Linked DNA regions of Homo sapiens: region 1 is linked to region 2. Evidence: read pairs that join two places in POLR2A ChIA-PET (ENCODE). Cell type or tissue: HepG2. All regions are shown on one strand. Each heading gives the region's core, and the rest is flanking DNA. Links, peaks and the distances in the headings are about the cores only.

Region 1 (11,963 bases), core at 1,500-9,499, 55 kb before region 2:
GGGTAAATCAGAGCCATGTCATGCTGGCCTCACCCTCAGCCACCAGCTGCCTGCCCCCGCAGAGCCAAGCTCATTGCTGTCTGTCATCTGAGTGAGGGCACTGTGCATGATGAATAACACCTTTTTTTTGTTAAAAACAGCTTGAAATATTTACTTCAGTTTAATCTGTTCATTTTTAAATCAGAGCAAAACCAAAGTTGTGCAGAATGAGCTGGGAGATTAGGGGGCCTCAATCCTACTCCACAGGGACCCTGTCCACATGTGGCTCAATCCTGCTCCATAAAGACCCTAGCCACAGGCCGTGGCCCAACCCACATGGCCTGGACACACAGAACAACCCTCAAATCAACCCAGAAGCTCCAGATACTGGGCGTGCCCCCCACAGCCCTCGGCAACACCATAAACCCCACTTGGGGACACAATGGGGGCCACCGCCAGGCACACAAATGGCCCCAAAGGAGCATGGCCTCCCCCTCCTCTGCCCACTGGTCTGGATCCTACCTCCTAGGGGTGGGCACCAGGGGTTCTGTCCAAGGAAAGGGGCTCTGCCCATGACAACTGGGAGGTGGTGTCGTGTCCACCCTGCCATGCACAGCGCCCACACACAGGAAGCGGCGTGGCTGCAACAGCCCCTGGGTGTGAGGCCTCCCATACCCCTGGTGTGCTCGCTGAGATCTGAGACTGGAGAAGCAGGCACTGGAAGCAGGACTTGGCGAACCCACACGCCTCCTGGCAGGGAGGGAAGATTATGGAAACTGGGGGCTTCCGGGTGCACCTGTGCCACCCCCACATGGCTTGGGGCAGGCGCCTGGCATCCCTGGGCACCTGTGGGTGCGGCAGAGCAGCCCGGAGGCAGCAGGATCAATTTCTAGGCTCTGGATTTGGGCGCCAACTTGCTGTGTGCCAATAGCACCCCCTGGTGGTCACTTCAGTCTGCACGGACGCTCGTGCTTTTGTACCATCAAATCAGCCAAGCCCGCAAAGGGGCCCTGCCATTGGCCTGGTCTCTGGACTGGTTGCTGGGAAGAACTGAGAACCATGGCTGGCCCTTTAGCAATTCCTGAGGCCTCCCGACCCTCCTCCTCCAATCGGCTCTGCCTCCATCTTCTGATCTGTGGAGTTGGGATGTTGCACACGGCATCCCGACGGCAACCCGCGTCCTCCTTCAGCTGAGAGTCTGCCGGGTGGGCTGAGGCCGGGCCAGGGGCTATACCTGGGCCACCCCAGCAAGCTCCCTCCCTCGGTCCAGCTCCACGGCCGGCCCCAGCCCTGGAGGCCTATTGCGAGTGCATGTTTGTGTGTGAGAGCATGCCCTCACGAGTGTGCAGGGGTGTGTGGGGTGCGGTGTATACATGCACAGGTGTGTTCGTGTGTATGCAGGAGTGGGCGGGTGCACAGACGTGCACCTGTGGGCAGGAGTGACCTCAGAGACTCCTTCCCGCAGATGCCTCGGTCGCAGGGCCCCAGCCCGGCGTGGTTGGTGACCTCAGAGACTCCTTCCAGCAGACGCCTCGGCCGCGGGGTCCCAGCCCGGCGTGGTTGCTGCTCTACACACATCTGCTGGATTGAAGTAAACAGGAAGAGTCAGTTAATAATAGAAGGACTTGGGGTGTGAAGCAGCTGGCCCCAAAGGCAGGAGCTACAAAGCGAGAGGACCTAGAAGCAGATGCTGACTGAGGTCAGGTTTGGGGTAGATAACAGGGGGCAGGTCATTCATGTTCTCTGCTTGCCTGTGTTTTCCACAGCTTCTAAAATGAACTTGAGTTACCTGGAAATAAGAAGCTCAACAATTGTAACATTCTCGGGCTGCCAGCAACTCCATGTCTGAAGCCCAGCCTGGATCGAGCCCTGGAGAAGCCTCGAGGGTGGGCCGAGGTGGTGGCCCGTCCAGCCCTCCTGGACAGGCCCAGTGGCTGGGACAGAGGCCTCCGAGGTGCCGGGTGTGCCGGCCCCACGATGGTGCACCTGCCGCCACCCCGGTGAGATGGGCATCACCCAGGGAGGCGCAGAGAAGCCGGCAGCGCAGCCAGGACTGACACGTAATCCCGACACCTGGGCCATCGGCAAGAACTGTCAGCCTACTTGACCTCTTTTTGTGACAAATCAGATCCTCCCCCAAGAACAGACCAGTGTCTGTCAGCATCAACCCCCACAGACACCTCTGCTGGTGTGGCAGGTGACATTGCCACAGTGGGGCCCTGAGTCAGGCGGCAAGTCTCTGTAACAAACAGCTCCAGGAGCAGTCATGCTAGTGGGGGGCTCAGCCTGTGCAGGCCCTGGGACCTGGGTAAAGTCGAGGTGCAGCATCAGAGTCCGGGGCCCCTGCACCCCAGGCCAAAGGTTGCCCTCATCCCACAGAGCCTTCCGTTGCAGCTGGTTCAGGCCCCGGGGCCAGCCGGGCATCTCGCCCTGAAAACCACAGGCTCCGTGCAGAGGGGAACCCGAGAGAGGCCTGCAGATGCCACACATGATGCTGGTGTCACATTGAAATAGTTTCGGCAGGGGGCGGTGGCGCACGCCTGGAATCCCAGCACTTATGGAGGCCAAGGCAGGCGGATCACCTGAGGCCAGGAGTTCAAGACCAGCCTGGCCAACATGGTGAAACCCCATCTCTACTAAAAATATAAAAATCAGCTGGGCGTGGTGGTGCACGCCTGTAATCCCAGCTACTCTGGAGGCTGAGGCAGGAAAATAGCTTGAGCATGGGAGGCAGAGGTTGCAGTGAGCTGAGATCACACCACTGCACTCCAGCCTGGGTGAAGAGTGAGACTCTGTCTCAAAAAAAATAAAAAGAAAAAAAAGAAATAGTTTGACCCCAGAGTCATTCTGGCACAACCTAAAAAGCCGACTCTTTAACATTTGAGCTTTTAAAAATACCAAATAACCTGGGAAAGTGACACGCTGTCCCTGTGGCCATGGGGCCATGTGAAGGGTGACGTGTCTTGCGCAGATGCCCTGTGTGCGGCCCTCACTGAAGCTGCAGGGTCTGCTGCCGCTCACAGCTCTGGACTCCAGACGTCTGCCTCTCGGGACACTTGGGACTCGATTCCACAGCTCCAGAAAACCCAGGAAACCCGAAGGCGACCTCAACACCGTTCGTTCTCTCAGTAGCATACGTGATAAATGAAGTAAAAACTCCTTTAAAGCGAGGGTTTGGGGAAACAGAACTGTTGTGTCTCAGACGGCGTTAACCAAGTTGCAATCATTTTACAATTGGGAAACTTTCTAAGAAAACTATCTACACATCTGCTTACAAATCAAAGCCAGAGTGTTTTCTACCGTCAGGAAACTGGGAGAGGCTCAGGAATGAGGGGGAGGCAGTCAAGAAATCGCTAATTAAAACCAGCGCTTTCCCACCCTTCTGGCTGGGAGGGGGCCGGGAAAGACGAGGAAGTGGAAGAGGTCAGGAGAAGGCAGTGAGTGAACAGATTACTGTCCCAGTCTCCACCTTTGTGTTTATGTTTGTACTTTTCCATGATAAAAGCTTTGTTCTGAACATCGGCCTCCCCCGGGCTGTGCAGAGCTCCACGGCCCCGGCTACCCCAGTGGCTCCAGTGGCCGACAGGGTTGATTCTACTCACCTGAGCAGGTGAGCCTCCCCAGAGTCACCTGGCATCGCTCTGGTGGGTTTGAAGGAGAGGTCAGGATCCCAGGACATGCACGCGCGGGTGGCAGTGACCCTACCAGAGCTGGGGTCACGGGGGGAACTGAGGCACCCCCCACAGACATTTTTAAATTCTAAAATCAGATGCTTTTGTTTAGTTGTTCAGAGTGAGGCTTCTATGCCCCTGCATGTGCGTCTCCAGTTTGGAACTTATGCTCCTCTAGGAGTTCCCGAGGCTCTGCGTAGAGATCAGTGGAAGAATTGGCTCAGATCAGCCTCAAGTCCTGAGGAGCAATCGTATTTCAGGGACGGCTGGCTTATTTCATTTATTATAATTCTCCTATTTACTATTCAATTCCAACACAGCAGGTTTCCAAATGTGAGAGGGAAACATTTACGTCGTGGGGACTGTGGCTGTAAATTCCCACTATGGCAGGTTTCTCTTTGACAAATAAAAGCGTTGGTTGAATTATTGACAAGGAAGATAGATTTAGAAATGTGTGTCAGACGTGGGGCTGGGTGAGTTTGTGAAGGAGAGAGAGGTGAAGGAAAGCTATGAGGCGAGCAGGGCAGGGTGGCAGCCGGCCAGCCCAGGGGGTCTCGTGGAAAGCTATGAGGCGAGGAGCAGGGCAGGGTGGCAGCCGGCCAGCCCAGGGGGTTTCGTGGGTGTTTATGCTGGGACCTTGGCCCAGGACCCCACCTGGCAGCCTCTCCTTCCCAGCAGGGCCAGCCCCCTGCAGCCCCAGGCCCTGGGGGGCAGTCTTGGAGGGGCTCTGGCTCTGATGTCTTCCCTCCCTCCAACGCTGGTCCCAGCACTCAAATAGAAACTCAAATCCTATTTTCTGCGGGTAGAGATAGGATGACAAGAGGCCTCCCTTCTAGAAAGGAAAATGAGAGATCAGAAAAATCAGAAAAACCAGAAGGCATTGGCTGGGTGCAGTGGCTCACGCCTGTAATCCCAGAACTTTGGGAGGCCGAGGTGTGGGGATCACCTGAGGTCAAGAGTTCAAGATCAGCCTGGCCAACACGGTGAAACCTCGTCCCTACTAAAATACAAAAATTAGGCGGGCGTGGTGGCAGGCACCTGTAATCCCAGCTACTCAGGAGGCTGAGTCAGGAGAATCACTTGAGCCTGGGAGGCGGAGGTTGCAGTGAGCCAAGAACGCACCATTGCACTCCAGCCTGGGTGACAAGAGCAAAACCCTGTCTCAAAAGACAAGACAAGAAAATCAGAAGGTCTTAGCTCTGGTGGAAGAGCCCGGAGAGAGGGCGTTCAGGCTGGGACCCCCTCAGTCTCTCTGTCTCCAGAGGGGGGCGTTCAGGCTGGGACCCCTCAGTCTCTCTGTCTCCAGAGAGGGGGCGTTCAGGCTGGGACCCCCTCAGTCTGTCTCCAGAGAGGGGGCGTTCAGGCTGGGACCCCCTCAGCCTGTCTCCAGAGGGGGGCGTTCAGGCTGGGACCCCTCTGTCTCTCTGTCTCCAGAGAGGGGGCGTTCAGGCTGGGACCCCCTCAGTCTCTCTGTCTCCAGAGAGGGGGCGTTCAGGCTGGGACCCCCTCAGTCTCTCTGTCTCCAGAGAGGGGGCGTTCAGGCTGGGACCCCCTCAGCCTGTCTCCAGAGGGGGGCGTTCAGGCTGGGACCCCTCTGTCTCTCTGTCTCCAGAGAGGGGGCGTTCAGGCTGGGACCCCCTCAGTCTGTCTCCAGAGAGGGGGCGTTCAGGCTGGGACCCCCTCAGTCTGTCTCCAGAGAGGGGGCGTTCAGGCTGGGACCCCTCAGTCTCTCTGTCTCCAGAGAGGGGGCGTTCAGGCTGGGACCCCCTCAGTCTCTCTGTCTCCAGAGAGGGGGCGTTCAGGCTGGGACCCCCTCAGCCTGTCTCCAGAGGGGGGCGTTCAGGCTGGGACCCCCTCAGTCTGTCTCCAGAGAGGGGGCGTTCAGGCTGGGACCCCTCTGTCTCTCTGTCTCCAGAGAGGGGGCGTTCAGGCTGGGACCCCCTCAGTCTGTCTCCAGAGAGGGGGCGTTCAGGCTGGGACCCCCTCAGTCTGTCTCCAGAGAGGGGGCGTTCAGGCTGGGACCCCCTCAGTCTCTCTGTCTCCAGAGGGGGGTGTTCAGGCTGGGACCCTTCTGTCTCTCTGTCTCCAGAGAGAGGGCGTTCTGCTGTATAAACAGGAAGCCCCGGGTGCCTGAGGATCCTTGGCACAAGCAGGGCGGGGACCGGGTCGGGGTCGCCCACATGGGCACTATCCCGAAATCTTGTGCCATCTCTTGTATTTAAAAGCAGAGTGGTTCTTCCCCCCACACTGTGGCGGCTAGCTAATTTTTTTAAGTTTTGAGTTTTTAAACCCGAACCTGCCGCTGAGCAGTTTGCAGCTTCACACTCGCGTGTGCAAGAAACAGCTTCCTGACTTCCCCCTCGGAGCCCTCCTGGGGAGGGGAAGCCGCTCCTTGGCTGCTGCGCCCTCAGACACACGCTCCCTTGTGTCAGGTGTGTCAGGCCTCTGAGCCGAAGCTCAGCCATTGTAACCCCTGTGACCTGCACATGTATGTCCAGATGGCCTGCAAGAGCCAAGAAGTCTGGGGCAACCCAAATCTACAAAAGAATGAAACAGCCAGCTCCTGTCTTAACTGATTGACCAACCTTACGACATTCCATGATGACCTGTTCCTGCCCTGTCCCACCTGATCGATCGACCTCGTGACATTCTTCTTCCGGACAATGAGTCTTATGATCTCCCCACCATGTACCTTGTGACCCCCTCCTCTGCTGACAATAGGTAACCACCTTTCACTGTAACTTTCCACTGTTTACCCCAGTCCTATAAAACGGCCCCACCCCTACCTCTCTTTGCTGACTCTTTTCGGACTCAGCCCACTTGCACCCAAGTGAATAAACAGCCTTGTTGCTCACACAAAGCCTGTTGGTGTCTCTTCACATGGACGCACGTGACACAAAGTGCTGGGGTTACAGGCGTGAGCTGCCACGCCCGGCCCTCTTTGCTCTTTCGTACGAATTTTATTTTTTATTTTTATTTTTTTTCTTGAGACAGAGTCTTGCTCTGTCGCCCAGGCTGGAGTGCAGTGGCGCGATCTCGGCTCACTGCAAGCTCCGCCTCCCGGGTTCACGCCAGTCTCCTGCCTCAGTTACCTGAGTAGCTGGGACTACAGGCGCCCGTCACCACACCTGGCTAATTTTTTGTATTTTTTTAGTGGAGACGGGGTTTCACCGTGTTAGCCAGGATGGTCTTGATCTCCTGACCTCGTGATCCGCCCGCCTCGGCCTCCCACAGTGCTGGGATTTACAGGCGGGAGCCACCACACCGGCCTTCGTATGAATTTTAGAACCAGTTTTTCCAATTTCATGAAAAATTATCTTAGGAATTATATTAATTTCGGGAAAACAGTTATCTTTGGGTCCCACGTAAACACAGGGAGTGGGAAACAGTCGTGTGGCATCTGTGGCACAGAACACAGAGACCAGGCCCCGGCGGCTCTGCCAAGCGAGGCTTCGTCCCGGAGACTCGGCGTGTGGCCTCCGGGTCACAGAAACGGCCTTCGTAGCTGTTTGATGTCACACCAACGAGACTTCATTCGTGTTAGCAGAACTTTGGGGACGACGTGACCCTGCGTGACAGCCGGGAACACGGGAGCCAGATGTGGGGACAGCGGCGAGCTGGCACCCCGGATGGAAAGCCGGACAGAAAGGCGGACAGAGCTGCAGCCACGACCAGGAGTAGCAGCAGGTCCTCGGACGAGAGGCAGCCCCCGTTCCCGGACCAAACTGAGGGTCGGGCCCCATAACGAGACGCAGCTGAACTGGGGAGGAAGCACGTGTTTATTTCCCCAACCGGTTACAGGGAGAAGGCCTGGACATTATCTCCAGACCAACTCAAAATTACAGTCCTCCAGAGCTTATCTACCTTCCACACGCTACGTCTACGTGTAAGTGTGCATTCATCTGAAGACTAAGTGACTAACTTCTAATCTGTAACTGAGGTCTGAGTCCTGAAGACCTTCCTCTGGAGCCTCAGTAAGTTTAATCTAGATGGGTCCAGGTGCTGGGTCATTACCCTTATCCTGTCTCCTGCTAAGTCACGGAGGTTGGAGAAGTTCCTTCGGGCCCCCAATAAGCTTGTTTGTGGAGGCCTGAGGAGTTCCTTCAGACCCGCGATAAAATTTGTTTTATCCTAAATGGGTCCTATTAAGAATTCCTTTGTTATTTTTTCATGCTTTAAGGCCCAGGAAAGGGCTAGGCAAAACTCTTGGTATGCTTCTGTTACATTCCAGCCTTTGTATAAGGGCACTGGCTTTTAACTCCCTCAGTACTGAAACTGGTCATGGAGGCCCACGTTAGTGAGACCTGGCCTACCGCACTCCCACCCAGCCCACGGGCGTGTAAATCTGTGCAGCCAGACACACCCTCACCCTGCAACCACCCCTGCAAACCCCCCTTCCCCACTTCCCCATTGTGAGATGTGGCAGCCCAGGGCGGAGTGGGTATTTGCCCTAAAGACAAACACCGCTGGAGGCACGGAGCCGACACAGGCGCCATGAGCTGACACAGGCACGGAGCTGACACAGGCACGGTGAGCTGACACAGGCACGGAGCCGACACAGGCACCATGGTGTCTGTGGGACTGTGACTGCCGAAGGCCAGAATCAGCCTACGCACACACACACGGGGCTGTTGACTTAGTCACCCCCCACCCAACACAGCAGCCATGCCTGGGAGGCCACCCCGCACCCACCAGGAGGGTCTCCAGGAGGGCCTGGTGTGGGCCAGGCTGAGCTCAGGACGCCGTGATGGTCGTGCCTCCTTCTGTGTCAAAGGGGAGGGGCAGATAGAATACGTGTTTTTCTTTGCTTTTAGCTACATAGTCTGAAGGATCCACAGGAGCACAATAAAGGAAGAGCCACCTGGGGCTGAGGAAGAATCAAGACTCTTGCCACCTGTGATGTGGAGTGCTCCGTCTCTGAAAGGTGTACCGTATTAGCTGTGGTTAAAAACAATTTAAGGCCAGGTGCCATGGCTCACGCCTGTAATCTCAGCACTGTCGGAGGCCAGGGCGGGAGGATCACCTAAGGTCAGGAGTTCGAGACCAGCCTGGCCAACATGGCAAGACCCACCCCCGCCCCCCCTGCCTCCCTGTCTCCACTAAAAATACAAAATTTAGCTGGGCATGGTGGTGGGTGCCTGTAATCCCAGCTACTCAAGAGGCTGAGGCAGGAGAATCGCTTGAACCTAGGAGGTGGAGGTTACAGTGAGCTGAGATCACACCACTACACTCCAGCCTGGGTGACAGAGTGAGACTCCGTCTCAAAAAAAAAAAAAAAAAAAAAAGAATTTTACCAAAGACCAGCTTTAGCTGTCTGCCCAACTAATTTTTCCTTTTCTTCTCCCTTGAAAGCAGCTTCACTAAGGCGGTGGCATGTCACAGCTCCATGATACAGAGCAGGGCTGCCCCGGAGAAGTGTGCGGAGAGCAGCAGCTCAGGGCAGGGCAGCCGTCACATTTATACCCACTTTTAACTACATGCAAATTAAGAGGTGGGGCATTCAGAATTTCCTAGAAAAGGGGTGGTACTTCTGGGTCATTGCCATGGAAAGGGGCAGTAACATCTGGGTGTTGGCATGGCAATGGTAAAGTGTCACAAACTCATGGGCCTATAGGAGCCAGCTGGCTGCAGGTGGCTGTTCTGACAGACTGGAACCTGCTTACCTGGCTAACCCTTGTCGCCTGATAGGTCATCCAAGGAGAGAACTTGAACCAAAATTTGGGTAAAGCAATCTCTGTGGCAGTTTGGTTTTATAAAACAAGACAAAACGAAACAAAAAAAATTGTTTTACCCTCTTTCTCTTTAGTTTCAAATGAGTTTCCAACGTTTACATTCTAGTTAGACCGTAAATAACGAGTCTTCGCACCAGCAGCTTAGTAACAGCAGGTTTAAAGCAAGAAAGAAAAGAGAGGACCAGAGAGCACCTTAGAACACTGCTTAACCACAGCACAGGTTCACCACTGGAGGTCTGAATTTTCCTCGCTGTCATTTGCCCGTCAGCTTAAAACATGCACAATGGGCTGTAATATGTAACCAGCTGGAGTCCCTAAGAGGACGACAAAATCAGGGGCCGGGATGTTGGAAACTGTTTTTCCCTTTTTGGGCTGGGCCCCTGGATTGAACAGGAAAATAGAAAAGAAAGGAAAGCGGAGGAGAAAGGTTTGCAGCAGGGAGGAGAAACAAGAAAGGAAGGAGGGAGGCTGGCGAGCCTCCAGCCACTGCGTGGTGCGGGGCCAGCACCCCCTCACCCTTGATCATCTCCCATCAGGGAAAGCCTCCGCACCCCAGACCTGCGCGGTGTGGGATGAATCCCTCCCACCTCCGCAGATCACCTGTCAAGGTCAGCTGTTCGCAGCCACAGGGAGCTAAGGGTGCTTTTGACCAAGAGGAATAACGCTTTGGTGGCGGACGGGAGGAGGACGTTGGAGGAAGGAGAGAGAGGTCAGGGTGCACACACTCATGCGCACAAACCAACAGCTGCGTCCAAAAAACCTCCTTTAAGGGGCTCGGTTTCAAACGGCCCCTCGGGCGACTGAACCCGCACTGAGCAGAGGCCCTAGGGTGCCACAAACACAAACGAATTCAAATGTATCAAATGCCCAACTGGTGTCACTCACAGCCAAGTCTAAACAGAGGAGGGCCTCAGCCACACCCCAAAGAGGCAGAGGGTCCCTGGGTGAACTCCAACTAAGGCACCCAGTTCCAAAGTTTATTAACTTCTCCAAAGGTCACTTCCTTTGCACCAGCAAAGCGTTGAAGGCAGCAGGAAGAGAAGGACAGGATTCCCGGACGAAAGCATCTCGGCGGCCACGGGGCAGCTCCTCCCATTCCAGCCACAGGCGCAGCAGCCAGGAGCAGCTGGAACTCACAGGTGAACCTACGCCCTGCCCAACAGAAACCAGATGGGCAGGCTTGGGCCCCCCAAAGCACACAACGTTCCCCACACGGGCCACCAAAATTGTAACCGAACGCAAGTTCCGTTCCTCACCACTTGCAGAGTCCAGTAATCAAGAGGGAGGCCTGGTTGAAAGAAAGTGACTTTATTATCCGAAACTAGTCATGGGCAAGGGGCCGCATTCCCGTCCAAAGCAACCACTTCAAATTCCTAGGGAGAAGGCAGGGGCTTGTCACGGGGAAGCTGGCGTGGGAGGCGTGCCGGCGCCGTGCTGGGTACAAGGTCTGTGTGTCTGTCCTCAGTGGCTATCTTGGGTCCCAGTACACTTGGAGCGCAGGCTGGGGTCATCTGATCAACGGCTGGGTGGCTGACTTGCTGCCTGGGGGAAACCTCTGGAATTTTGCCGCTGAGTTTCCAGGGTTGGTCTGTCTATCTCAAGATTAGGCCCTGGAACGTTTTTGAGACAGAGTCTCGCCCTGTTGCCCAGGCTGGAGTGCAGTGGCACAGTCACAGCTCACTGCAGCCTCCTGGGTTCAAGTGATTCTCCTGCCTCAGCCTCCCAAGTAGCTGGGATTACAGGTGTGCACCACCACGCCTGGCTAATTTTTGTATTTTTAGTAGAGATGGTGTTTTACCATGTTGGCCAGGCTGGTCTCAAACTCTTGATTTCAAGTGATCTGCCCACCTGAGCCTCCCAAAGTGCTGGGATTACAGGTGTGAGCCACCATGTCTGGCCCTTTTTTTTTTTTTTTTTTTTTGAATAGAGGAAAAACATACAGGACTCACAAAGAACTGAAATGTTCATGAATCTCAAGCAAAACAAGAGTTAACTAGGCCAGGCGTGGTGGCTCACGCCTTTAATCCCAGCACTTTGGGAGGCCAAGGTGGGTGGATCATGAGGTCAGGAGATTGAGACCATCCTGGCTAACACGGTGAAACCCCATCTGTACTGAAAATACAAAAAATTAGCCGGGCATGGTGACGGGCGCCTGTAGTCCCAGCTACAGGCTGAGGAAGCTGAGGCTGGAGAATGGTGTGAACCCAGGAGGTGGAGCTTGCAGTGAGCTGAGGTCACACCACTGCACTCCAGCCTGGGGGACAGAGCGAGACTCCATCTCAAAAAAAAAAGTGAACTAAATGGACGGCCCTCAGAAAGCACCTTTTAGAATATTGCTGATCCTTGTTTTGTTTTTCAGAGTCAAAGAAACTTGAACTGTTCACGGCCTTTAATAATTGAGCAAGGTACTCTCCTGTGAACAAAATTTGGAGCATGTTTGTTTCTCTCCCTGGTTCCTCTAGAATTTGGAAACTATTTGTGAGTACTCTTATGGTGATACAGTTGGTTGCATCAGTGCAATAAGAATCCATTTTTCTTGGCCAGGCGTGGTGGCTCATGCCTGTAATCCCAGCACTTTGGG
Region 2 (11,963 bases), core at 2,376-10,375:
ACATCTTCATGACCCCACATTCAACTCCCTGCAGGGCCCGAGGCCACCGTCCAGTGAGGGGCATGCCCTGGGTCCCGTCCTCTGGGACTTTACCAACATTCGGTCACTGTGGATGCCTGGAGCTCCAGGGCTTTTGCCAACAGAGTGGAGAGCTCCTCCTTCTGAACACGGTCTCCAGTCCCATCTCCCAGACCTCCGGCTTGTCACCCCAGGCCCTTCGGGAGTGAAAATCACGACCCTGCCCACTGGGCCCGTCTGCAAGGCTTAAGCCAGCGTTCTGCAGGTGGACAGTGGCTGTCCCATTTCCCGGAGCTCCCTGGGCCCCCTGCCGCCCCCCTGGAGCCCTGGTCTGGCTGTTGGCAGCCTCCCCTTCTCCTCTGCTGCCTTGGAAGGTGTGGGAGCCTCTGCGGGGTCCCGCCTCTCCCTCATGCCACACTCTCCCCTCTGTGCCCTTGCTCAGCCCCAAGTTCCCTGGCCACATCGCAGGTGGCAGGCGCTGACATTGCCTCTGCCAGCCCCAGAGCCCGGCCCCGGGCACCTCTACCACCTACAGGGTCCTCAACTGTAGCTCTGACCCTGGAGGACTGTGGAAGGCTGCTCTGGCTAGAGTGACCCGCCAGGTCCAGGGATATCCTGTGGGGACAGGGAGGAGCTTGGAGCTGGGCGAGGGGGCGCCGTCCTCAGGAAGGTTGCCCAGCCGCTCGCTGCAGCTCTGAGGTTTGGCAAAGGTTCCACTCTGCCGAGCTGGTGTTTGTGTGATCATTTCCTTGCAATGACGTGGGTTCCACTGCTCACAGTCCCCAGGGCATGTCATCCCTCCCAGCCCACAACTTCCGGGTAGACGGTGCCGGGGGTTTACTGAAGGAGACAATCGGGGTGTTGGATGGAAACCTGCCCCTCAGGGCAAGCATCTGGGGTGGGGACACAGCACACGCAGCCTCCAGCAAACACGAGGGGCCGGAAGGGGCTCAGGCCCAAGTGCGCCCTCACCAGACCCGCTCCCCACACGCACGCACACAAGCTTCCTGCACACACACGCTCCCGCACCACACGCCCGCCTCAGCCCTGCGTGACTGTCCCCCAGCCTCGCCCCTCCCGGCCGGCCGTTCCTGTTCCAGCGCCTCCTCCTCCTCCCCAGCCTCGCTGGCTCTTGCTCAGCCCTTCTGGCCTCCGTCCAGGAGGAACCTGGGGCCAGGCGCTTCCCGCACCCAGCACAGCAGCTCTCACCTCACTGTACCGGGAACCGGAGATGAGTCTCTGTTTTCTGTTTCGTCAGCTTATGAGTAATTTATAAATGTAAAAACAAGGACAATAAGAAAAACCTTTATTAACATGTTTAATATGAACATAAGCAAAGAAAACCTCCTTGTACCTGTGGCCAGTAAGTTTGCAAGCACAGACATCTTAAGCAAAGAAGAAAGCCCTTCTGCTCACGTGAGTTGTGGTCCAGGGGCTGGTCACAAAATAGCGCGTGATGACATCCTTCCTGCCACCGACTGCAGGAGAAATCCACCGTCCGCTCGCTCACCGATCACCCACAGGACATTGTGTTCCCCCACCGCTGGCGTCACCGGCCGCGGGCTCCTGGCTCCGTCTGACTCATCTTCTCCCACCAGGTTTCTTTTTGCCACTGTGGGCAGCAGTTGGAAGATCCTGAGCTCTCGGCTGTGTTCTCATTCCACCTCGAAGAGGATGCAGGACCCAGGGCAGCTTGCGGCAAAGCTGCAGGGTGGCACGGTGTTGGGCCATCCTTCCGGATGCCCAATCTTAGGATTGCAGTCACTGTGGCATAGCTGGGAGCCATGGATGGGTGATAATTCCATGGATAATTCCAGGATGATGGACTAGCAGACATCTCATGATAGGAAAGATAAGACCACTGGGATACATAAGTCATATGTTTTACAGGTTTATGAGAAGTTTATCTGCCTGACAAGATGGGTTGATTTGTGCATCTTAGGTCAGGATAGGATGCGTTTTACTCTATTACAAAAGCAAAAGTAACTTTGTGTTCTCTTTGCACTTTGGAAGACCCATAAGAATATTAAACTCATGAGCTGCCAATCCTTATAACATAACTGCTCCAAAAAGCCATTCTAAAACTAGCTTCATGGGGCGCTGGGGGAAGGCGGGAAGGGAAGGAAGGATGGGAGGAGGAAGAGGAGGCTGAGGGGGGTGGAGAGGAGGGAGGGAGGGGCAGCCAGCAGCTGGCAGGTGGTTGGGAGCTCAGGTTCCGGGGCTTCCAGGCATCATGCAAGCTAATGTTTACATCCCCAGGCAGAAATCAGAATATAGGCTCTTTTCATATGTAACATTTCATTTGGCCTATTTGACAGAACGTTAAATAAAATGTCCACTAAACCTCATCACTACTGAGTTGCTAATACTCTCCTTGCAACATGACTGAAACCAGCAGTGCAGGGAGCTGCCCAGAACCAGGAGACCAGAAAGCCATCCTTAGCAACGTCATCTGCAACGCAATTTAAGTGGTGCCTTTTAGACCAACTGCACTGTTGGTATTTTACCCAAGGTTTTGGGGCACAGAGGTATTGGAAGATTCCTTTTCTGGATCATAAGCCACTTCAAAAACCCTCCTGTAATAGTTCATTTCCAATGAAATGCCATTAGGGCAGCATTAGTCACTGCAATCAAGGTACGGAACTCGCCTAAGTGTCCGTCAACGAATGAATGGATAACGAAGAATGCCGGGTCTGTCCCGCAGATCCTGGCCGACGGGTGAAATGAGTACTCAGACACAGGTATGCAGTGTAAGACCAGCTAGGGGGCTGCCTGGCTCTAGTGGCCAGAGAACAGCCTGGAGAAGCTGGAGCTGCTTGCTTTTTTTTTTTTTTTTTGAGATGGAGTCTCGCTCTGTCACCCAGGCTGGAGTGCAGTGGCACAATCTCGGCTCACTGCAAGCTCCGCCTTCCGGGTTCACGCCATTCTCCTGGCTCAGCCTCCCGAGTAGCTGGGACTACAGGTGCCCGCCACCACGCCCAGCTAATTCTTTTGTATTTTAGGTAGAGATGGGCTTTCACCGTGTTAGCCAGGATGGTCTCGAACTCCTGACCTCATGATCCGCCCGCCTCAGCCTCCCAAAGTGCTGGGATTACAGGCGTGAGCCACCGCGCCCGGCCACTGTCTGCTTTTACTCAGTGCAGGCACAATGCCGAAAACCTGGAGCCCACACAACCTGTAGGTAATTAACATTTATCGTTCCCCTTTCAGGGAACGTTGGACGGATGATCAAAGGTCAGTTCCTGGTCAACATAAGTAAACAAGCCTGTTTAAGATAAATTCCCCTACACTCCTTTGTACCAACTCCTTGCCCTCTGCCTCAGAGTTGTAGGACAGCTGCCTTCAGCTATTCTCCCCGGGAGCTCTGCAGAACCCTCCGCCCTTTCAGAAGGTTTGCGTCCTTTCCCTATAGTTTTTCACACCACTCTGACCTATCCCCCACAGAAAAAAACACATTTACACCTTAGAATACCATTGAACCTTTAAAAAGAAGGAAATCTTGTCATTGCTGACAACACGGATGAACCTGAAGGACATCACTGAGCCAGGCACAGAAAGACAAATCTGCATGATCCCACTGATATACATGTGGAGTGCAAAAAAGTGGAATTAGTAGGAGAGTAGAATGGTGGTTACCAGGCTGGGTAAGGGGGCTCACGTCTGTAATCCCAGCACTTCGGGAGGCTGAGGCGAGCGGATCACCTGCGGTCAGGAGTTCGAGACCAGCCTGGCCAACGTAGTGAAACCCCATCTCTACTAAAAGTACAAAAATTGGCCGGGCGTGCTGGTGCACACCTGTAATCCCAGCTACTCAGGAAGCTGAGGCAGGAGAATCACTGGAACCCAGGAGGTGGAGGTTGCAGCAAGCCAAGATCACGCCATTGCACTCCAGCCTGGGTGTCAAGAGTGAGACTCCGTCTCAAAAAAAATAAATAAAACGGCTACAACACATACACACACACACACACACACACACACACACACACACACACACACGCTGGCATTACCAAGTGCTGTGAGGATGTGGAGGAAATGGAAGACTCAGACTCCACTACTAATATGGAAGCAGCCAGTGGGGAAATCTGGCAACTTCTCATAAAACCAAACATACTCCTTTCCTTTGACCCATTCCTCAGTATCTGCCCAGAGAAATAAAAACATGTCCACACAAAGACTTCAAAAAGAAAGTCAACAGCAACTTTATTCGTGATCGCCAATAGCCAGACACAGCTCCAAGTGTCCATGAATACAGCAGATAAACACACCGGTGTGTTTACACTGGACTGCTTGGCAATCAAAAGAACAAACTCCTGAGACATGAAACAACACAGAAGAATCTCCAGAAACATGACGCTAAGGGAAAGACGCCTTACACAAGGACATGTACCCAATGATCCATTAGTATGAACTCTTAGAACAGGCGGAAGCATAGTGGAGAAATCAGCACAGGTGGCATGGTAGCAGTGGACATAGAATGGAAAGGGGCATAAGAGAATTTTCTGGGGTGAGGGACGTGTTCTATTTGTCTTGATGGCATCTTCGGTTACACTACTGTATTTGTTAAAACTCAGCAAAAGGAGGCTGGGCATGGTGGCTCACGCCTGTAATCCCAGTCCTTTCAGGAGGGTGAGGCAGGAGGATCGCTTGAGGCCAAGAATTTGAGGTTACAGTGAGCCATGATCACGCACTGCACTCCAGCCTGGGCCATAGAGCAAGTACTGCCTTTAAAACAAATAACCTCAGCCAATGTATAATTAAGTTTGTGCACTTCATTACAAACTTAACATTAAAAAACTACAAAAATCATATGCTAGTGGTATGCACGCTGTTTTGGCGGTGATGGATACTGACATTTGCAATTTAATACTGTAACTAACATCGTTTTACTACAACAGCGTAATAATATAACGAGCACCTGCAAGCCCCCCTCCAACAGCAAAACCAGGTATTTCCAGTGACTTAGATCTACTCGTGTGCTTATCCTGTCCCAGTCCCCAGAATGTGCAGCACGTTCTTGCCTTACGAGGATTCCCCCCATGCGTATATACCTAAGTCATATGTTTTATTTATTTATTTTGAGACGGAGTCTCGCTCTGTCTCCCAGGCTGGAGTGTAGTGGTGCAACCGCGGTTCACTGCAACCTCCGCCTCCCAGGTTCAAGCGGTTTTCCTGCCTCAGCCTCCCGAGTAGCTGGGATTACAGGCGCCCATCACGACGCCCGGCCTAAGTCATCCGTTTTACAGCTTCATGTTGATCTGCCTGACGAGATGGGCTGATGCAGGGACAGGCGAGGCCGTGAGCGCGCACACAGTCGCTTTCACCGCAGAATCCAGGCGGTGCTCATCGCAAAATCATTCCGACCTTGCCAGATGTTTGACGTTCTTCATTAAACAAAAACCCCTGAGCAGAACGCCAGGGGCCTGCGCGAAGGCGGGGTCGGGGGAGCTGTTTGGGTCTTTTTTATTTTTCATCCTGGTGACCAGCAATCTGGTCCGCGGTGCCCAAGTTCTCTGCAGCCGGCCTCAGGCCTGATCCAGGCGGTGCCCCGGGCGGGGCCCACAGCCCTGAACCCGCCCCTCCCTCCCCGCAGCCCCGCAGCCCGCGCCCTCCCCTCCCCTCCCCGCCCTCTCCTCCCCTCCCCTCCCCTTCCCTCCTTCCCCCACCCTCCCCTCCCCTCCTTCCCCCACCCTCCCCTCCCTCCCCCCGTCCCCTCCCTCCCCCCGTCCCCTCTCCTTCCCGCCCTCCTCTCCGCACCCTCTCTCCTCCCCGCCCTCCCCTCCCCGCGCCCTCCCCTCCCCGCGCCCTCCACTCCCCTGCCCGCGCCCTCTCTCCTCCCCGCCCTCCCCTCCCCTTGCCCTCCTCTTCCCTCCTCTTCCCTCCTTCCCTCCTCGCAGCCCCAAAACCCGCGACCCCTCTCCGACCCCTCCCGGCGCCCTCCCCTCCCCGCACCACCGCACCTTCCCATCTCCCACCCTTCCCAACGCCCGCCTCGGCAGGGATGCGGCCCTAAGACTTGCAGGAAGCGCGGGTTCGACCCCGGCGCCCTAGCAACCCCTGCCCTCGCCGCTCTAGAGAGCGGGTCTCCTGGCCGGGCCCTCCTGGGTCTCCGTAGCCGCGATCGCCAGACGCGGCGAGCGGAAGGGCCCAGCCCCGCCCTCTCCGGGCACATGACTCGGGCCTGGCCATTCACAGTGCAGCATCGTCCAGCCTTAGTGATTGGGCCATCGGAGAGCACGTGACAACAGCTAGGCCAATTAGAGCTAGGCCAATTAGAGACCACCCGTTTCTATTTATGGTGGAGCCGGCGATCGGCGTGCGGTTGGAAGTGGTGTCCCTGAGGCACCTGCTCGCCCTTTTCCTGCGCCTCCGCAACGTCGGCTGCGAATGAGTCTCCTAAAGGACGCCCGGGAGGATCGGAAACAGCCGAGTCCCGGCGCGGGCAGTGTCCTGCGCTCCTCCCCGGGGTCTGGCCGGGGTGGGCCCGAGGCCCCCGGGCCCCCGGTTACCGCCGCGGGCGCGTCTGCGTCCTGACCCGGAGGGACCCGCGGGCCGGGCCGTACCAGGTGGCGCTGGGGTTAGGGTTGCCGCCACGGAAGCCCAGCTCTGTGGACGCCTGCAGGGCGCCCTCACCGCCCGGGACGGGGGACCCAGCCCAGCCGCAGGGGAAGGACTGGGGCTCGCGGGGACGGAGGGCGGTTAGGATTGCTGGATACAACACGGAACGCCCAATTAACGTTTTTGTTTAACGTGTTTTTTGTAGAGATGGGGTCTCGCTATGTTGCCCAGGCTGGTCTTGAACTCCTGGCCTCAAGCGATCCTCCCGCCTCGGCCTCCAGAGTAGCTGGGACTAGAGGCCTGAGACAGCACGCCCGGCTCAGTTAAGATTTTAAAACAGATTTGTTGAAATATAATGCACTTACTGTGAAATTCACTTATTGAAAGCTTATGGCTTTGCCGTATATTCGGAGATGGGCGGCCATGCTCACTATCTCATGTGACACCGTTTCTGTTGCCCCAGAAAGAAACCCCGTGCCCATGAGCGTTCACTCCCCACCCTGCCCACGGCCCAGCAAATCTGCTTCAGCCCCTATAGATTTACCTCTACCGCGTTGGGCATGTACTAAAAATTGTTTATCTGAAGTACAGATTTATCGGCATCCCATATTTTTATTTGCTAATTCTGGCCATCCTAAAGGTGGCATCGCTCGCTCTGACCAAGGAAGCCTCAAGCAGGCAGGCACGAGAGTCCATCCCTAGCCCTGCCTGGCCCCTCAGAGCCCATCCCTGGCCCTGCCTGGCTCCTCAGAGCTGTCCCTGGCAGGCTCCGGGCTCAGGTGCGCTGCCAGGAGGGGGGCAGTGAGGGCTGTTTTAGGTATAACAATCCTGGATATTTCCTGAGTATCTTGTCCGAATGGTTCCTCTTTCTGTATTTTCTAGCTTCCTCTGTATATTTAAAAATGGTCTTATTGGTGTGTTTCTTCACGACATTTCAATTTTTTGTTATCATTTCCCACAATTTCAGTGATGCAAGATGGTCCTTTCTGAGCAGAGCTCCCCTCGCTCAGTGCTCCTTTGTTTCACGTAGAAGATCTTCTTGAGGGGACTGTGTGGCCAGTGCAGCCCAGGCCTCCCCACCCTGCACCGTTCAACAGAAGAGCAGCTGACGCAGGGGGCCCTCAACATGCTCACCCAAAAGTCAGCGAGATTCTGCACCGGCCCACTAGCCTTCCAATTGTAAACTAAAAATAAAATCTTGGCCAGGCACGGTGGCTCATGCCTGTAATCCCCGCACTTTGGGAGGCAGAGGCAGGTGGATCACCCTGAGGTCAGGGGTTCGAGACCAGCCTGGCCAACATGGCAAAACCCCGTCTCTACTAAAAATACATAAAAATTAGCCAGGCGTGGTGGCACACACCTGTAATTCCAGCTACTCGGGAGGCTGAGGCAGGAAAATCGCTTGAACCTGGGAGGCAGAGGTTGCAGTGACCTGAGATCGTGCCACTGCACTCCAGCCTGGGTGACAATGAGACTCCATCTCAAAAAAAAAAAAGAAAAAAAAATCCTAAGCCCCCCAACTACTGAAAAGACCCCTCTTGGCCAAGGGGTCCCAGAGACACCTTAAAAACTGAGTTTCCAGCCAGACGTGGTGGCTCACACCTGTAATCCCAGCATTTTGGGAGGCCAAGGCGGGTGGATCACCTGAGGTCAGGAGTTCGAGACCAGCCTGGCCAACATGGCAAAACCCCGTCTCTACTAAAAATACAAAAAAATTAGCCAGGTGTGGTGGTGGATGCTTGTAATTTCAGCGACTCTGGAGGCTGAGGCAGGAAAATTGCTTGAATCTGTTTCAGTGAGCCAAGATCGTACCACTGCACTCCAGCCTGGGCAACAGAGTGAGACTCCATCTCAAAAAAAAAAGCCAAAAAACTGAGTTTCCAGCCGTGACGGGATGGTAGGTCAGAGGCACCTCATTCTACCCCCTCCCTTGTGTGGTTTAGACAGAATTGACCGGTGTTCATGTTAAAATAGAGATCATAAGACTAAGAACAGGCTCTGTGGCAATAAAATACCAAATTATAAACAGGACCTCAGGCCAGGCCTGGTGAAAGTAAGTCGTGCATCCCTGCACGTGAAGAATCAACTCTGTTCTAAAGGCCGCAGGTTTCTCTTTTTCTGTAGCAGCTAAACAAGCACTAGCCTCAAGATAAGCAGCATTGAAACAACCGCAGCTCCTCCCCCTGCCGACCCTGGCCCCACACCCCTGCTCCACCAGCCGTAACTAGAGCTTTCCTTGGACAAGAGACTCGTTTCAGTAACTTTTCCCTGATAAGAGACCCTGACCATAGACGGGTTCTGGCTGGTTTACAGAGATTGCACCCTCATGTGCCTTCATGTCCTGAAAGTACTTTTTGAGGTATACCACCTAATTGTAATACGCTTACATGCTGCCTTCACCCCAAGGTGAACATGGGTCATATGTAACATGCATGTTTATCCAGCACACGTGTCCGAATAAACATGCATGTATATTCGCAACGCCTCCTGTAACTTGTTGAGTATGTATACCTGACCAACCCATTCGGCTTACATTCCTGTCTCACCGCACCCTCCCTCCAAGTACCTGTCTCTGGCCTTAGGCTGGAGGCCACACTTCCTAGCCTGTCAGAATGGCCACCTTACAGGCTATAAGACTTTATAAGAAGTAAAGTCTCCTTTCTGAGTGTATAGATCTTGTGATTTTTAACTTAACACAATCCACAGCCGGTTTCCTTCTTTTTTATTTTTATTTATTTTTTTTGAGATGGAGTCTTGCTGTGTCCCCAAGGCTGGAGTGTAGTGGCGCGATCTCTGCTCACCACAACCTTTGTCTCCCGGGTTCAAGCGATTCTCCTGCGTCAGCTTCCTGAGCAGCTGGGATTACAGCCAGTTAATTTTTGTATTTTTAGTAGAGATGGGGTTTCACCACGTTGGCCAGGCTGGTCTCGAACTCCTGACCTCAGGTGATCCATCTGCCTTGGCCTCCCAGAGTGCTGGAATTACGGGCATGAGCCACCGCACCTGGCCCTTCTTTCTTTCTTTGGCTGGGCCTCCCGAAGAGGGTCCCAGGTGTAGAATATGGTCAGAACAGGCAAGGCTCCTCTGATTTCATCTGTTTCTTTGTTATTCAGCCATCCTTGCTGTCATTCCTCTGACTCGTAGCCAGCCCTTCCACTGCGTTTTGTGTACATGTGTTTTTTCCATCTTGAGATGGTAGATTTAAATGGCCATTGTTGTTACCACTATTAGCAAGCTAGGAACGACGGGGGAGAGCCTAACCTGCTATGGGAGCAATCAGGAACCTACAGCAACTTTTTCCTTTTTATTTTTAGATAAATGTTTTATTTTAGAATAGATCTGGGTTTCCAGATAAGATGTGAAGATAGATAGGAGGGCACTGTTGTTAACATCTGACATTAGTTTGGTGTTTGTTATGTAATTAATGAGCCAATACTGACACATTGTAATTGACTAAGGTGTGCACTTGATTCCTATTGCCTCAGTTTCACCTGCTGTCCTTTTCCTGTCCCAGGAGCCCATCCTGGACACTCAGTCCTCGGGTCTCAGGCTCCTCTCAGCTTCTCTCATGTTTGATGACCTTGGCAGTTTTGAGGAGCGCTGGCCAGGTGTGTCGGAGGGTGTCCCTCTGTGGGGATTGGTCTGATATCTTTCTCCTGGTTAGACAGGGGATATGGGTTTTGGGAGGAAGACCGCAGGGTTGAAGTCCCGTCCTCATCGCAGCCTACCAAGGGTGTATGGTCTCCACCTGCCGGGTCACAGGTGGGGCTGGCCTGGGTTACCTGGCCAATGCGGAGCCTGTCAGGTTTCTCCACCACGAAGTCCCCCTTTCCACATGGTGCCCTTGGTGGGGAAGTCAGTATTTGCAGCACCCAAGGAAGGTGTGGGGGTTAGGCTCCCCTCCTTAGGGGCAGAGTGTCTACACAAACTACTTGGAATTCCTTTGTGATTCATCTCTCCTCCCCACTTATTTATTTACTCAGTCATTTCCTTATATCGGTACGGACTTGTGGAGATTTATGCTGCAAGTTATGAGCCAACACGGTGCTGGTTTTGTTTTTCGATCACTTCTTCACCTTCTAACTATATTACCAGGGCTGCCACAGCTAAATGCCACAGCCTGGGCAGCTTAAACAACAGGTGTTTCTCTTCTCACAGTTATGGAGTCTGGACGTCTGAGATCAGGCTGCCGGCAGGGTGGGTTCCTCCTGAGGCCTCTCTGTGGCTTACAGACAGCATCCCTGCGTCCTCGTGTGACCTCTCCCTGCATTCTCCTATAGCCTGTCTGCATGCTCACGTGGCCTCTCCCTGCGTCCTCACATGACCTTTCCCTGTGTCCTCATGTGGCCTCTCCCTGCGTGCTCACGTGGCCTCTCCTCTGTGTGCTCACGTGGCCTCTCCCTGCATGCTCACTCCTGGTGTTTCTTCCTGTTCTCATAAGGACAACAGTCTTGGCTGGGTGTGGTGGCTCATGCTCGTAATCCCAGCGCTTTGGAAGGCCAAAGCGGGAGGATCACTTGAGTCCAGGAGTTCAAGACCAGCCTGGGCAATATAGTGAGACCCTGCCTCTACTGAATAAAAAAAAGACACCAATCTAATCAGATCAGGGCCCCTGACCCTCATGACCTCATTGAACCTTAATCATTTCCTCAAAGGCTCCATCTCCAAATGCAGTCACATCGGGGGCTAGGGCTTCCACCTGTGATTTGGGGGCAAAGAAATTCAGCCCATAACACTAGCACTGCAAGGCACTCCAGGATCATCTTATGTATTTGCTGTTCCAGTCCTCAAATCAGCCACTTAGCCAAGGACCTGTGGTTCTTTTAACTGGAGAAGGGTCTTAGAGACCAAGATCTGAAGGCTAAGTGTGCTCATTGCTTCTCAGCTGACAGAACAAAGAGATAGATGTGTGTATACGAAGCTGTGTGTATACACATCTGTTTGTACACATATCCAGAAGTAGCTACATTAAGCATGAAATTATACCAATGTCTCTAATTCTGTTACCACATGGATCATTCTAGCCTTTCCATTTGTTTATCTGGAAGCTCCCATTCCCATAGTGAGAAACCTGACCCCTACCACCTGCCACCACGTACTCAGTTTTTCACTTCCAGAGTAGATGTATAGTGGTTTCAGAATTATTAGCTGGTATCCCCGTGGGAAATGCCTTTATCACCTAGAGGAAGTGTTGACATCCTCTGTCTTTAGTCCTACAGACTCCACGCGTGTCCAAAGTTACTTAGGTCAGCACCCTGCCGTGAGGCTCTCTGCAACCTGGGTGAGGCAGGTACCACCCAGGCATCAGGCCTAACTCCTCCCCTGGCTCTGGAGGAAAGGACACCATCCTGCTGGGAGCGGCTGTCCAAGTCACAAATGAGGGCAGTGGC

Evidence for each region. Peaks named below come from ENCODE experiments on the same cell type or tissue, not always from the same donor. Only the 100,000 strongest peaks of a DNase experiment are listed, where the experiment ranks them.
Region 1: POLR2A ChIA-PET joins it to region 2 with 38 read pairs; 24 of 35 experiments call an interaction of 5 or more read pairs at or near these places.

What each region holds. Positions count from the first base shown.
Region 1 is chr17:82,340,956-82,352,918 of GRCh38, reverse strand. No RefSeq gene overlaps it. Among named protein-coding and RNA genes, the nearest start is that of TEX19, 12 kb to the left of the region's middle. RefSeq lists enhancers at 98-974, 1,405-1,624, 2,303-2,422, 7,654-8,189 and a silencer at 1,355-1,533. In HepG2, for the core only: a CTCF peak has its summit at 2,502 (motif pointing right); DNase peaks (open chromatin) are centred at 3,455 and 6,328; H3K4me3 peaks cover 974 bases.
Region 2 is chr17:82,287,141-82,299,103 of GRCh38, reverse strand. It overlaps LINC01970 (long intergenic non-protein coding RNA 1970), which reads left to right and starts at 6,290. Exons shown (of 2, transcript NR_135639.1): 1 at 6,290-6,581; 2 at 7,541-9,058. RefSeq lists enhancers at 536-1,167, 5,489-5,598 and silencers at 6,355-6,604, 6,645-6,694. In HepG2, for the core only: no CTCF peak of the experiment used is centred there; DNase peaks (open chromatin) are centred at 3,243, 5,469, 6,243 and 8,753; H3K4me3 peaks cover 1,547 bases.